Linked DNA regions of Homo sapiens: region 2 is linked to region 1. The links are chromatin contacts, found by Hi-C in ENCODE. All regions are on one chromosome and are shown on one strand. The core of a region is the stretch at or near the end of the contact, and the rest is flanking DNA. Distances in the headings are between cores, read along the strand shown. Region 1 has its middle 78 kb from the start of ARID1B. Region 2 holds the start of SNX9 (sorting nexin 9).

Evidence for each region. A loop is a pair of places that touch in the nucleus more often than their neighbours do. Pooled maps may share reads with other maps.
Region 2: a pooled map shows a loop between it and region 1 (2.2-fold over the local background). The contact joins the promoter of SNX9 here to the enhancer-like site in region 1. A Hi-C loop is called at or near these places in 3 of 37 single-sample maps with no recorded cell type and 5 of 50 pooled maps.

Annotation. Positions count from the first base shown.
Region 1 is chr6:156,695,412-156,702,646 of GRCh38, reverse strand. No RefSeq gene overlaps it. Among named protein-coding and RNA genes, the nearest start is that of ARID1B, 78 kb to the left of the region's middle. RefSeq lists enhancers at 3,556-3,795, 5,536-5,585. Within about 2 kb of position 4,231, at least 6 of the 41 ENCODE cell types and tissues checked have a DNase peak (open chromatin) inside an H3K27ac peak, as active enhancers do.
Region 2 is chr6:157,819,649-157,826,883 of GRCh38, reverse strand. It overlaps SNX9 (sorting nexin 9), which reads right to left and starts at 3,638. Exons shown (of 18, transcript NM_016224.5): 1 at 3,438-3,638. The coding sequence starts at 3,449. RefSeq lists an enhancer at 2,810-2,859 and a silencer at 3,510-3,829.

The DNA of each region.
Region 1 (7,235 bases), core at 2,982-5,481:
GAATAGTAACGTAAGATTCATTGTGTTCATGTTGCTTTGCTTTTGTTGACTCCTACTTAAATTCGCATCATTCTACTATTTTGACCTAAGCAGTCTTGCTTCGATTAAGAAAATTCAGTGTCTGGCATCTACATGGTAAAATCACAGCAAGAAATTGGAACTCTAGAGATTGGAACTGTAGCCACGACAGGGGGTGCCAACTCCTGTGGTCCCCCGACACCACAGAATACCATGAGTGGAACTTTATCCACAAACATATATTTCCCTCCCAGTGTTAGGATGTTTCATCTCCCTCAGGCCTCCCTTTTAGAATTTCCTAGATTCCTGAAGTCCTCCTAAGTCTGCAATATTATCACTACATATATATCAAATTAAAATAAAGATCTGTGTAAAAGATAAAAGTAGCTTTTCTCTCTCTCTCTTCTGTTGCTGCTGTTTCTTTTCAGTTGATTCAGCTGTCAACTTCAGTCAGGCGCAGCTCTGAACACGTGGTCATATAATTCATTAGCAGTTAGAAAGGGGCTCCACTCAGCCCTGAAGACATTCATGCGAACAGCTTTTGGAAAAATGTTTAATAAACGTCTTCTAGCATTGGTCTGTGCTCTTAGAAAGACCAACCTGTAGGAAACTAATACATACAGCTAATGTCTTAATAGATAAATACACTTATTAGGCATATTTAATTTTATGTTTGACTTAGTACCCCCAAAAATGCTGTTTAAGTTGGTAAGAAAGTCAGATTCACCAAAGCAGAAGGGAAATGGGATGCATTTGGTCCCAGTAGTACTGGCTTTGGGTGAGTGATTTTGTATTGCTTTTGGATGAATTGTGGAAGTTAGTCGTTCTCCCAGTCACCTCTCTAATTTGATCATGAAGTCAAATGATATGAAGAAAGCGTTATAGAGATTGGACTAGTTCAAACAGTGAACACAGTCAATATAACTGGTGGAAATGATATTTTAGTGTAAACTCATGTGGCAAAGCTTGGCCTAAACGGAGAACATTTGTTGTTTCTATTTAGAAACATCAGACTCAACAGTCTAGACAATACATTTTGATTTATTACTCACCTTTTTACTACCTTTTTCACTTAGTTAATCAAAGTATATATTCAAAAACATTTGAGTGCCTGTATTGTGCCAGACAATATTTATGGTTACTCAGTCTTCTTATTTTCTTTCTTTCTTTTTTCTTTTTTTTTTGAGATGGGCTGGAGTGCCATAGTGATGCGATCTGGGCTCACTGCAACCTCTGCCTCCCAGGTTCAAGCGATTCTCCCGCCTCAGCCTCCGGAGTAGCTGGGATTACAGGCATGCGCCACCACACCCGGCTGATTTCTTTGTATTTTTAGTAGAGGCAGCATTTCGCCATATTGGCTAGGCTGGTCTCACTCCTGACCTCAAGTGATCCGCTCGCCTCGGCCTCCCAAAGTGTTGGGATTACAGGCATGAGCCACTGTGCCCAGCCAATCTTCTCATTTTCTAACTCATCTGTTTCTCATTCTCTTCTTCCTCCTCCTCTTCCTTTTTCTTCTTTCTTTAAAGCCTCAAGTTTTCCTCCTCAGATTTGTCTTGATTTTTAAAGTTTTCCTTTCATCTCTTGGATGTGGAATTTTCCCATAAAAATCTATTGTTCCCTTGTTTCATCCCTTTTGGAAAGGAATATCCTTCAACTGGAAAAGTGAAACATATCCACCAATTTTAAACGTTAAAAATAACTGTGCAAATATATAACTATGTTTTATCTTCAATTATTATGAAATTATTAACTCGGTCATTGATTTGTTTATTTGGCATGAGACCATGCTGTTCAGGGAATTCCTGCCCATTTCGAGAACCATCTTTCTTGCATTTCTTACTTAATGGGACTAAGCAACTTAGCTACAACTGAAATAATTTTAGCAAATATGAAATTCTACAAAAAAGCATGGCCAACAGAAAGCCTTCATTCACTGTGTTTATGTTGGTACTGATCTTCACGGCATGCTGTTAACTCAACATGAAGCTATGCTTTTTAAAACAATTCAAGTTCAAGGCCATCCCATTTATAACCAGTCATGTTCCAGGCCTATAAAGCATTTGCAATAACAATCCAAACTGGCATATAAGTTAAAGCTCACCCTAGGCAGCTTAAATTTACACGATTAGCCTGGGACTTGCTCATCCTGTAGCATCGGGAAGCCCGACCTCATGATCAAGTGCAATTCACATCTCACAATTCTAGCAATCGATGTACATGGATACACCATTATATTATTATTAAATCCAATTGCTTTGCAATTAACCCAATATGACACCCATACAAATGATTCAAATAAAGAGCCTCACATTTCACAGGGGACAATCAATACAGTGAAATCACAGCTACTGACAATGCCAGCAATTTGGCTTGTTACTTTAGTGCTACATTTTTCTCAGGTTGACACTTCTATTCCCGCTTCTGAATTACAGCTACCATAACTTTCAACTATTGGCAATGCCCACGCCTCACAAAAGCAGAATATTCAACCATGCTTGGCCATTCCTAACCTGTTAGCTGAGTCATGAAAAGTTACACCCAGCCTAAGACGTGCTAAATCATAATTTTTAAAAATTTTCTTTCTTTCCTCCCAAAATGAAATTTGGACTTCTTTTTCTCCAGGAAAAGCTCCTTAATGATGGAAAAGAAAATTATGAGACTTATCAATAGATTAAATAAGTTCTTAGGAAAAATGATTCTTGCCCCTCCCCTTGCATAAAACTCTTACAAGGAGATGCTTGAAAGCAAAACCAATCACAACAGTATCTTTCCCAATTACTATTATTGTTCTTCTGTAGCTTTATCATCTCTATTTTAATTAAGTGAAAGCACTTTACAGTTATAGCCTGATCAAAAGCAACCTTTTAAAAACATTACAACCTTCATTTTATGTCACCCTCTTTTGGCAGATTTTGCCAGTGTATGTGTTTGTCAGACAAGGTGGCTTTTAGCAGCATTTCCCTTCAGCCATTTCTACAGAGTTGGGTGCTGACATTCAATAGATATTTATTGACAGACTATTTGAGCGCTACTTTGTTAAGACCCCATAACTCCTTATTTCAAGTTGACTGAACTTGACCTTATGGAGCATTTAAGACAGGCACTGACCAAAAAATGTATCTTTTCTGTGTCTCTTTCTATATTGTTTCCAAACAGAGACTGGTTGAGTCAGATATGTTTCTATGAGGCCATTTCCATCTACTAAATGGGGGGAATAGAACATTAAGTATGCAGTAAAATGCCTCTGTTTTTTAACATACAGTGTAGACGATTGAAAATAATGACTTACTTAATACGCTAATAGAGTCTCCGTGAATCATACTGTATACATAACGGTGATGAAAATGTTCAGGTTTGAAATTTCTCCCTTGCCAGAGAGGAAACCATGGGGGTGAGTCATGGTTTTAGTGATGACTGGCCTGGGGAAGTGAAATTGGAAAGCCACAGGTTAAAAAAGGAGTGAGGAGTGATTCCTTAACAGGAGTGCCATAGTCATAAACTCCAAGAAGGCAAGAGACAGTTCCTTATGCTGCTCACACCTAGGCAGGAACCTGCAGAAGAAGAGCTCCTGGCGGTTCACCTGCAGGAGAGAAATCCTGAAAGCCCAGGAAACCAAACAACATTTAAAGTCACCTATGGATTGGGAAAAGAAACAGGACTTCTTGCTGGGGGAAGAGCGATAAATGACTGCCTGTAAAGGGGAACACAACTGAATGCAGTCACTCAAGTGAACGAAATTCATTTAAGAGCAATTGGATTAGAGATGGAGATTTACATGGATGACTTTAAAGAAGAGAAGTGTGCAAGAGACAGGAAAGATGCACATCAGTCATTTGCTACAAAACTGTAAACAGCATTGTTAAGTGGGAAAATGGGCCACTAAATTGTAATTAAACTATGACGATAATGTTGTAAAATGTGTGCTATGGGCAAAGACTGATTGGGATTACATAGAAATTAACCTAGTTACTGTGCTCTTGGTAAAGTATTGATGTTATTTGTTTTCCATTGTTAAATTTTGTGGTGTGAACATGAGGGTGGGGGTGGGGAGAGACTATATATAGAGAGTTTAGTGTTAAGACCATGGCACGAGGAACCAGGAAGCCGTCTTTAAGTTTCACACGGCCACGCCAGCTGCGATTGTAACCTCTCTTGAGTCTCAGTGTCCATATATAGAAAGTGAGAATAAGAACACCTGCCCTGCACTAATGGGGTAGTGAAAGCACTTTGTAAATTTGAAAGTATTGTAGGAGATTTTTTTAAGGAATGAAGGTCTGGGTGCTATCTAGATGAGAGACTTAGGAAGTCCAGACCTCAAAAAGTTACACTGACTCTCTTTTCTTAGCAGTCACTGCGGAAGCTGGAGAACATGTGTTATCTCATTTAATTTTACAGTAAAACAAATTACAAACACTTATTGGGCATCTACTAATTGTTTCACTAACCAGGTTTTCCAATACCATTTATAGAACAATCTTCTTGTCCTCCATTGATCTGAAATGCTCCTTTTATCACACACCTGAGTTTATATTTGAACTGCTGTTTTACTGCTCACCGTTCTGTTTTAATTGTTGTAGATTGGTGACTTTTTTAATCTGGTAGGGTAACTTTTTATAGCTGTTGTTTTTTAAAAATAGGATCCAGGGCAGAGAGGGAGCTATTAAGGAAGATAACCAAGCTTGGACTCAAGGGAGTAACTAACCAGCCCAAAGGCACGTTGCAGTGTAGCAGATTCTTAGAAGACATTCTGGAATCAGAGGAAGCTTACTTCAAATCCTGGTGTATGATTTATCATCCACATGACCCAACGTATATCACTTAATTTCTTTAATCTCTTTCCTCATCTGCAAATTGAAGACAATATCAGCTACCTTGAAGTGTCCTGATGTGGATTAAAGTACAAAATGGATGTCAGTTTCTCTAGGACCATGCCTGGCACCCAGCTGTCACATCCTTCCCTTCCTTTGAAAGCGTTCCTACTGGTAGGGACATGGCTTCCCTTTCTTAGGTTTTCTTACATCTGCAAAAAAGGAAGAAGAACAAAGAATGCTCACAGCATTCTGCAGGCTTGTTTCACTGAACGGAGATAGATACATGGTAACTGTCTAGGGGATTTCAGCTGTGCATGTGTATTCTCTCCTCCCTGAACATGGCAGAGCAGAAGATACTGCATGCCATAGAATTCATGAAGGGCTCTGTCATTATCCAGCCATGAACATGGGATGTCAAACCAGGTAGGAGTGCTTGGCGGTACATTCCCCTTGAGGGGAAGTGAAAGGGGAAATTGCCCTGGGCCGTGAGAACTGGCTAGGGAACAGGTGCAGAGTGATGGGGCCTCTCTTCTCTGCCAAGTTTGGACTTTAAGTGATTTTGGGGGCAGAACTCACATTGATGACCTCCCTTTTTGTAGTTTCTTAGAGATTATTGAGTAATATTTAAAAATATTTGATGATTAGAGTGAAGACACGTCACATTGGGCCCCAGAGCAATCTTCCACCTCCAGGAGTGGCCAGGATGACTTTGGAGGGACACCTCTGTCATCTTTTCTCCCTAAGTGATGGATGGATAGAGTCTGATCATAATTAATTTTAATAGAGACCTGATGTGCTGTGAGAGAATCTTGGCCATTCAAATGAAATAGAACTGATAGCCAGCCACGAAAAAAATAATCTCAGTTCTATCTCACCATTGGCTTTAGAACATATTAAGTCTAGTTAAGAAGTATTTATGGAGGGCTTCTGTGCCTGGTGCTATAGAAAGGGATACAAAAAAAGGACCTTGTCTGACATTCTCTGTCTGAATTGGACAGACAAGAAATATAATAAAATAATAATGTACTATCTGTGAGGCCCTGACATATGGTATACACTGAGTTATATGCTCAGTGTGCATTAGCTCTAATTCATTAATTCTTTCCACAAATGTTTCTGGAGTGCCTAGTATGTGCCAGGGATTCTAGTTGCTGGGAGAACCATAGGGCAGAAGGCAGAGCAAGTCCCTGCCTTTGGGAAACATTCTAGTACTTATAAGCAAATGAGTATGCACGATCATTTCAGGGAATGATCAATGCTATAAAGAGCCAGGGGCAGTGGCTCATGCCTGTAATCCCCGCACTTTGGGAGACCGAGGTGGGCGGATCACGAGGTCGGGAAATTGAGACCATCCTGGCCAACGTGGTGAAACCTGGTCTCCACTAAAAAAAAAAATAAAAATAAAAAATAAAAAAAAAATTAGCCAAGCGTGGTGGCGTGTGCCTGTAATCCCAGCTACTCGGGAGGTTGAGGCACGAGAATAGCTTGAACCTGGGAGGTGGTTCAAGTGAGCCGAGATCGCACCACTGCACTCCAGCCTGGTGACAGAGCGAGACTCCGTCTCAAAAGAAAAAAAAAAAAAAAAAAGAAAAAGAAAAAGACAAAAGAAAAGAAAAAGAAAAAGAAGTAGGGTACAGGGATAGAGGGGCATTGGGGCCCAGCTAGGGGATATTTTAGACAGGCCTCTCTGACGGGGTGGGCTGGAAGAATGAAGTGAACCCCAGAGGCCGAGGGTCCAGGCAGAGAGAACAGCAAGTATAGAGGCGCTGTGGGGATTCCTGAGACCAGGGCGGCTGGAATGGGGTGAGGCAGGAGGAGGGGCAGGAGAAGAAACAGGACAGACAGTAAGTGACTCTGCTGTGTCAGGTCTTGCAGGAAATGACAATCATTGCAGGTTTCATTCTGAGGCCAACGGGCAGCTCTTGGAACATTTTGAAGCAGGAGAGGGTTACCTGGAAACAGACTCTGAGCTGGCAATGCACAGGCAGAAGCCCTGTTCTCCCACCAGCAGAAGAACAAGAGAGAAGCAGGGCTGGGAAGAGGGAGAACGTGGGGTATCTCAACACAGACCCCCAACTGATCCCGCCAAAGCTGTGGGGTTGGGAGGACCCTTCAGAGTTTCCTCCAGTTGAGGCAAGAGGGCTGGACCTTATAAACCAGCATCAACCAGTTGCTGTCTCCCAAGAGGGGTTATAGACTTGGGCTAGGCAGCTCCCTGTGGGAGCGGATGCCTGGAGAGCGACACAGCTGTAGGCCGCCAGCAGTCAACACCCCCAGCAGCTAGGGCAGTGGCACCTGAGTCCTGAAGGGTGGCTCTCCACAGAATCCGCTACAGATCTGTTTATGTTTTCATTCTTATAAAAATCCTCTAAGTTAGGTGTTTTTATTCCCATTAGACAGGAGGAA
Region 2 (7,235 bases), core at 2,389-4,888, 1.1 Mb before region 1:
TATATTATATAAACTATAATATATATTTATATATAAAATATAATATATATATAAAATATAATATATATTTATATATAAAATATAATATATATATATAATATAATATATTTATATATCATATATATATAAAACCTATAATATAAATAGGTTATATTTTGGCTGGGTCGAAATATAACCTTTGGAGGCTTCCAATAAAGGTCAAGACTAAAATGCTCTGCAGCTTTTGTATTAATATTTGTAAAACAAGACTTGATTGCACTGAGTGAGTGTATACACTTAAACTGAATGCAGCACTCTACTGAGTAAGGAGTAGAAATAGAAAATAGATAATCCCCTTAAAATGTGCAGTTACTGATTAACTTTCCTTTTTTTTTTTTTTTTCTTGAGATGGAGTCTCACTCTGTCACCCAGGCTGGAGTGCAGTGGCGCAAAATCGGCTCACTGCAAGTTCTGCCTCCCGGGTTCACGCTATTCTCCTGCCTCAGCCTCCCGAGTAGCTGGGACTACAGGCGCCCGCCACCACGCCCAGCTAATTTTTTTTGTATTTTTAGTATAGATGGAGTTTCACCGTGTTAGCCAGGATGGTCTCGATCTCCCGACCTCGTGATCCGCCCGCCTCGGCCTCCCAAAGTGCTAGGATTACAGGCGTGAGACGGCGCCCGACCCTGATTAACTTTCTTTAGCAGTGAAGGACTGTCAAACTAAAGTTCTTCTTCTAAAAGATAATTTCCTTTTTTATTGTAAAATATAGTAGTGGAGTTTTTAAAAATCCCAATAGTTCAGTGATAACCACATCCTTAATACGTAAGAACAAACAAGAAAATTGTATCTGAAGATACTATAGCCAAGTCTCTGATAAATTCAAAGGGAAATCGACATCCCTTAAAATATCCAGATACTGAATTTACTTTTCATCAGTTAATACTTATAGCAACAGCCTGAGTGCCACTGGAGCCTACATTTTTATTAAAAGTTAGTCATTACTACTAAGCACATTCTCCCCACCCCTTGAAGAAGACAAAGAAAAAACACAACTACTCAGGTGTGGGGAAGGAGTGTGCATATGGGGGAAGGGAGGAAAGCACCAACTTGACTCTCTGGGAACAATTAAAAAATGAGACTTTGGTTTGACACAAGAATCACCAGCATGTCAGAAAACAAAGGAAGGGTCTTCTTTTAATAACTGCTTCGTTGCTCTTCTTTTTCTTAAAATGGAAATGGTTTGTCACAATGTAAACATGGAAATGAGCACCATGTGGAACAGTGATTAGGCAGCCGAAAGAAACTAACAGAACTACTGGAATTTGCCTTTGGAGTGGTGTAGATAACGAAGTAGGAAGTCCTTACGCATGCTTTAAGGCTCGTGTTTAATCAAAGACACATGCAATTCGAGATTAATATACAAGAACCACTTTTCGATTTTTTGGAAAAAAATTAAGTTCAGGATTAACTATGAAATAAAAATTTCACTATATATACCTGCACTAGTTGCTAAACTGCATTCCACTTAAAGGACAGTACAGATAACATGCCTCAGTAGACCAGAGTGTAAAAACACACTGACCACCACTAGACAGATCTCTATGTCATAAACCGTCTTCTCTTTTTTCAAACGGAGTCTCGTCTTTTCTTTTTTCAAACGGAGTCTCGCTCTGTCGCCCAGGCTGGAGTGCAGTGGCGCGATCTCGGATCACTGCAACCTCCGCCTCCCGGGTTCAAGCGATTCTCCTGCCTCAGCCTCCAGAGCAGCTGGGGCTACAGGCGCGCGCCACCACGCCCAGCTAATTTCTGTATTTTTAGTAGAGACAGGGTTTCACCATATTGGCCAGGCTTGTCTCGAGCTCCCGACCTCAGGTGAACCACCCACCGCGGCCTCCCAAAGTGCTGGAATTACAGGTGGGAGTGAGCCACCGCGCCCGGCCTATAAACCGCTTTTAAGGTTGCAAGATGAGCATGTACTAGGATGTGTAACTGGTAATTTCTGGAATGTCTGGCAACAAACCTCAAAATCAAATTTCCTTAGAAATCCTTGGCCTAAGTTTTATTTTTAAAAAGGTCAACACAAAATTAATACGTTAAAAAGGTGGCAAGTTCTATCGCATTAATAAAACCAAAGCACAGCACAGGCAATAATATATTAACAAGAAGGTAATTATTTCAGTAACAGCAGCAACAGGTTCCCTGGAGGAGAATCCCCATTTCTCTACAAACGCTGCACCTAGATGGATTCAGAGCACAAAATTTACCACAGCACAACATCTAGCAGACCGAAGTCAAGCAATGCTGATCTTTCAAAGAGATTTCACATTTCTTACCATTTTCTACCTTAACACTCCACAAAAAAAGCAAACACCTATCGAAAAATAAAAAATAACGTTTCTAGCAACCCAAAAGTAGCTCAGAGATCTCAAAAACAAATAGACAAAGGGGTGCTGATGCTAACAAAGTGACATTACAAAAACTAAGTGCAAAAGTAAACCCACTCCTCACAGTGTATCACAGATCAGTTAATGGCTCAGGTATAGAGCCTCCTCCCCCAGGTCCTCCCTTCCGTGACCGTGACTTCCCCAGTGGCTATTCTACATCAAGTAACTACTGAAAACGCCCAAGGAAAAGGAGCGGGGGAGGGTGGCTTTTGAAAATTCAGGTAGCCAAGAGTGACTGCTAATTTCATAAACAATAACGTAAAACAAGCAAACCACCGCTCCTAGCCAATGACGAAGCAGGAGTCAAAGTTCCACCACGTAATTCGGGCCTGGGCCTTTTTTCAGGCAAACACGTAATCGAAAGCACAGTCATTTCCCTCTTGATATTTTATTCATGCCGGCAATGCCATTCACAATGAAAAGGTAGCAAAACAAAAGAAAAAAATAACAGCAGCGAAGGCAAAGGGGCGCGGGGCGTCCCAGCCTCGGTCCCTCCCCGGCCGCGAGCCCCCGCAGGCCGGGACGGGAAGCGCCGCGTCCTCTCCGCCGAGGTCTCGACCCCCACCCGCCCCGCGGGGGCGAGGGTCCCCCAGGCGGCAGCGGGAGGGGACGTGGGGGCGGCGGGGACGCCGGACGCCACAGAGCGCCAGTCGCCTCGGGGGCCTCCCCGGGCTGCGGGAAGTTTCCGTCCCGCGGCCCCTCCCGGCGAGCCCGCCGCAGCCCACGCTCAGGTGCAAACTTCCCAAACCTCGCTGCGCCCGGGGTCCCAACCCGCGCCCAGACCCGACGCCGTCCCCCGGTGCGATCCTGGTGGTCTGTCTGCACTGCCCGCCGCACCCATGCCCAGAAGGGACTGGCTGGGCCGCGGACCCGCCCGGGGACTCCACCGAGGAAGCGGAGTGGCCCCTCGACCACCCCTGGCCCCGACCCTCCCCGCGGCCCCGGCCCCGACCCTCTCCGCGCCGCCCCGGGCCTGAGCGACCGGCCCGGCCTGCGCCGCGCGCCCCTCACCTTGGTGGCCATGGCGGGCGGGTCCCCCGGCCCGGGACGGCCGGCTCGTCTCCCGCGCCGCGGATGGTGATTCTGAGCCGCGCAGGCAAAGGCAAGGGCGAGGGCGGCGGCTCCGGCTGGGCCCCGGCGCGGCGGCCGCTCCTCCGCCTCGGCCCCGAGTCTCGACGCTCAGGCCCAGCCGCTGGGCGCTCGGCTACTCCCGCGCCGCACGCTCCTGCAGTTCCTGAAAGTCCCCGGCTGCGCGGCCCCCGCCCCTGTCGGCCGAGCCTCCCATTTACCGCGGCGCGCGCGACGCCCGCCGGAAGCGCGCCCTGGGCCCTCGGCCGCGGCCCGGCCTCCTCGCCTCCTGGCCGCCCCCGCGCCGCGCCGCCGCCCCGGGCAGTCACCGCCGCCGCCGCCGCCGCCGCCCCCGGGCGCCCTTGGTCGAGGCTGGGAGCGGCGTCCCGCGCAGCGGCGGGGTCCGGACGGGCGCCCCAGGCCATGGCCCGCAACCCTGCGTGGCCGCCCCAGGGGAAGCGATCCGCGGCCCACAGAGCCGCTCGGGGTAGCCGAACCCCGACTCCGGTTCACGCTCGGCCGGCGCCGCACGCCGTGGCTCGGCGCTTTCCGTGCATGAGGCGGGAGGGGGCGGCAGGAACTCTCGACGCCCCGGGCAGACAGGAGCCCCGCAACCCCGCTGTCTTTGCCCCACGCCTGGGGTGTTGCGGGGTCGCCGTGCCCTTGGCCGAGTACCCTGAGTACCACATAAACAGCTGGGAAGGAGCGGAGCGATGGCTTCCTGGGCCTCTTCCTCCTGCCCGGAGGCTCCCTCAGGCCGGGGTCCTGGCTTGAAGCCCCTGGGACGGGACGGTGGGGGGTTTCGTTCTGTGACGCCCCGTTAACCTCATTCTGGAATCTTGATAAGCTTAAAAATACCGGAGGGCCCGAGAGGTTTGGGGGACAACAGGCTCTCTGAAGTGGAAACGAGGTCTCTAAAATTTTCCATCTTTCTGTCAGTGTTTCTTTCCAGAGTTGGAGATATATATATGGGTGTTATGAATAAACGAATGACTTGAATTGAGCAGCAAGATTTTTCACTCAAGGACAAAACACGACTGGAAGATGTGTCTTAATTGGCATACTAGTGGAGTGCTTTTTTATTATTATGAGGGATATATTTGTAAGAAGAGACAACTATCAAATGTAAATCTCTGGTGTTTAATGTCAAGTTTGTGTCTTCTTAAATACATTCTATTTGACCTGAGATTTCACTAGTTATATTCAATAATGGGGTTTAAAATAGATACGGTATTGCAGAATTTTCTGTGAATTTTTGTGTTTGTTGAGCTCATGGTTAAGCTATAGTCATCATAATATGCATAAATAGTTGTCTTTCTCCGTAAAAAAAAATATTGGGAGGCCAACATTCATTGACGGCCTGCTTGCTGTATACTAGGCTTCCACATCCCCATCTCATTTAATCCTTATAAGAAACATTTGAGAAACTCATTATTGTCCACTGTTTACAAAGAAGAGCGACTCAGGGATCACTTAAATAACTTGCCCATTTGGTAATACTTATTCAAATCGAAAATGACCGTAGCCTTGGACCCAGCAGCCCTCCTGGGAATTTATCCTGTCAAACACTTGTACAAGTGTTCAAAGATGTTCATCAAAGATTGTTCTGTAATAACTCCAACCAGAAAGCAACCTATGTGTTTGTTAACAGGACTGTTTCAGTAAATAAGATACATCCATTCAAACAAAAATACTAGGAAGCCCGTAAGAAAATGATAATATTCTAAGAGGTGTTAAGAAAGATAAAAAGAACATTATGTATGGTACATTTATGTAAAAAAAAAAAAAAAAAGGAAATATGTGACACATTCCTAGAAAATTTCTGAGAAAGATTCGCCAGATCCTGTTGTCAGAGTTTTTGACCATGTGTATATATGACTTCATTTAAAAACAGCAGTTATATTTTAATAAACAATGGAAGAAATAACTTGGCTAAGAGCACACACTAGTATGTGGAAAAGCCAGGATTTGAACTCAGGCAATGTCATAAGTAATGAGTTTTCCATATTCTTTTAAATGTGAAGGCTGGGTACAGCTCTCTCTGCAGCCGTTCAACAATGCATCCCTTGATAGGAAGGTGCAAAGTTAGGGGCACACCTGTGAAGACAGGCCTTTCCACATGCTCATCTGGCAAATCCTATGCAAATAGTCATCCTGGGCACCCAGCACCATGAAAGCAAGAAGACTAGAGACTTCAAGCTTTTCCCACCAGAACAATTTCATAACCCTGGTTTTATTTTTTAGAAGTAATGGTGGAGGGCTAAGGTGGAAGGATTGCTTAAGCCCAGGTGTTCAACACCAGCCTGGGCAACATAGTGAGACCTCATTTCTAGAAGTTTTTTGTTGTTGTTGTTGTTTTAAAAAGAGCAAGACTGTGAAAAACAAATGAAAAAGTACATAAACAGAGATAAACATGGCCGGGCGCTGTGGCTCACGCCTGTAATCCCAGCACTTTGGGAGGCTGCGGCGGGCGGGTCACGAGGTGAAGAGATCGAAACCATCCTGGCCAACATGGTGAAACCCCGTCTCTACTAAAAATACAAAAATTAGCTGGGCATGGTGGCACGCGCCTGTAGTCCCAGCTACTCAGGAGGCTGAGGCAGGAGAATCACTTGAACCCGGAAGGCGGAGGTTGCAGTGGGCCGAGATCGAGCCACTGCACTCCAGCCTGGGCAAGACTCCGACTCAAAAAAAAAAAAAAAAAAAAAGAGATAAACATGTGCACTTTCACAATAAGCCACACCGAAGGGATCTTGAACATAACTAAAATCTTTTTCACATTTTTAGTAATGAATTGGGTAGTATATCTCCAGTAAATACTGCTAAACTTAGGAGTTTTATTTTTATATACGTCAGTCAAAATCAACATTACTTCATGAATGTTATAGAGGAGACCCACTTTCATAGAATATATTTGTATATAGAGAGAGAGACTGGGTCTTGTTCTGTCACCCAGGCTGGAGTGCAGTGGCCCAATCTCGGCTCACTGCAGCCTCCGCCTCCCAGGTTCAAGTGATTCTCCTGCCTCAGCCTCCGCAGTAGCTGGGATTACGGGCACCTGCCACCATGCCTGGCTAAGTTTTTTTTTATTTTTTATTTTTTATTTTTAGTAGAGACAGGGTTTTGCCACGTTGGCCAGGCTGGTCTCAAACTCCTTATCCTAAGTGATCCGTCTGCCTCAGCCTCCCAAAGTGCTGGGATTACAGTCGTGAGCCACTGCACCCGGTGGTGGCGTTTGTCTTCTGCTCCCACTTGATCAACCATGCATATCTCTCTTCTGTCCACCTCCGTCCTTTGAGCGAGCTTCCTTAGAGTTGATTCTCTACGCAGGCCTGCCTTTAGAACCCAGAACCCAGAACCCTGGGCCATGCTAAGTTCAGATTTTCTTCTACAGCATGAACTTCCATTACTCCAGGGGTGAGAACACAATTAGTTAAGCAATTGGATTTGCATTTGCAGACTGCGTTTGGTTATTACTAGATTGCACTTTCAAAAGAAAAAGACCTGGAGGCAGAGCAACAGAGCCACTCTGTTTAGGCTTTGTACTCTAGCTGCTTTTTTTTTTTTTTTTTTTGAATCATGCCACAGGAGGTAAAGTGATTAGGATTCACAGGAAGCTTCGTCCAGCCACACAGCTGGGGGGACAGGAAAATAATGACCACCACCTCTTCCCTGCGTTTGTTCAGTATGGCCAGGTGTTTTTATTCAAAATTAGATTCTCCTTTGGTTTTTAAGAGCTCA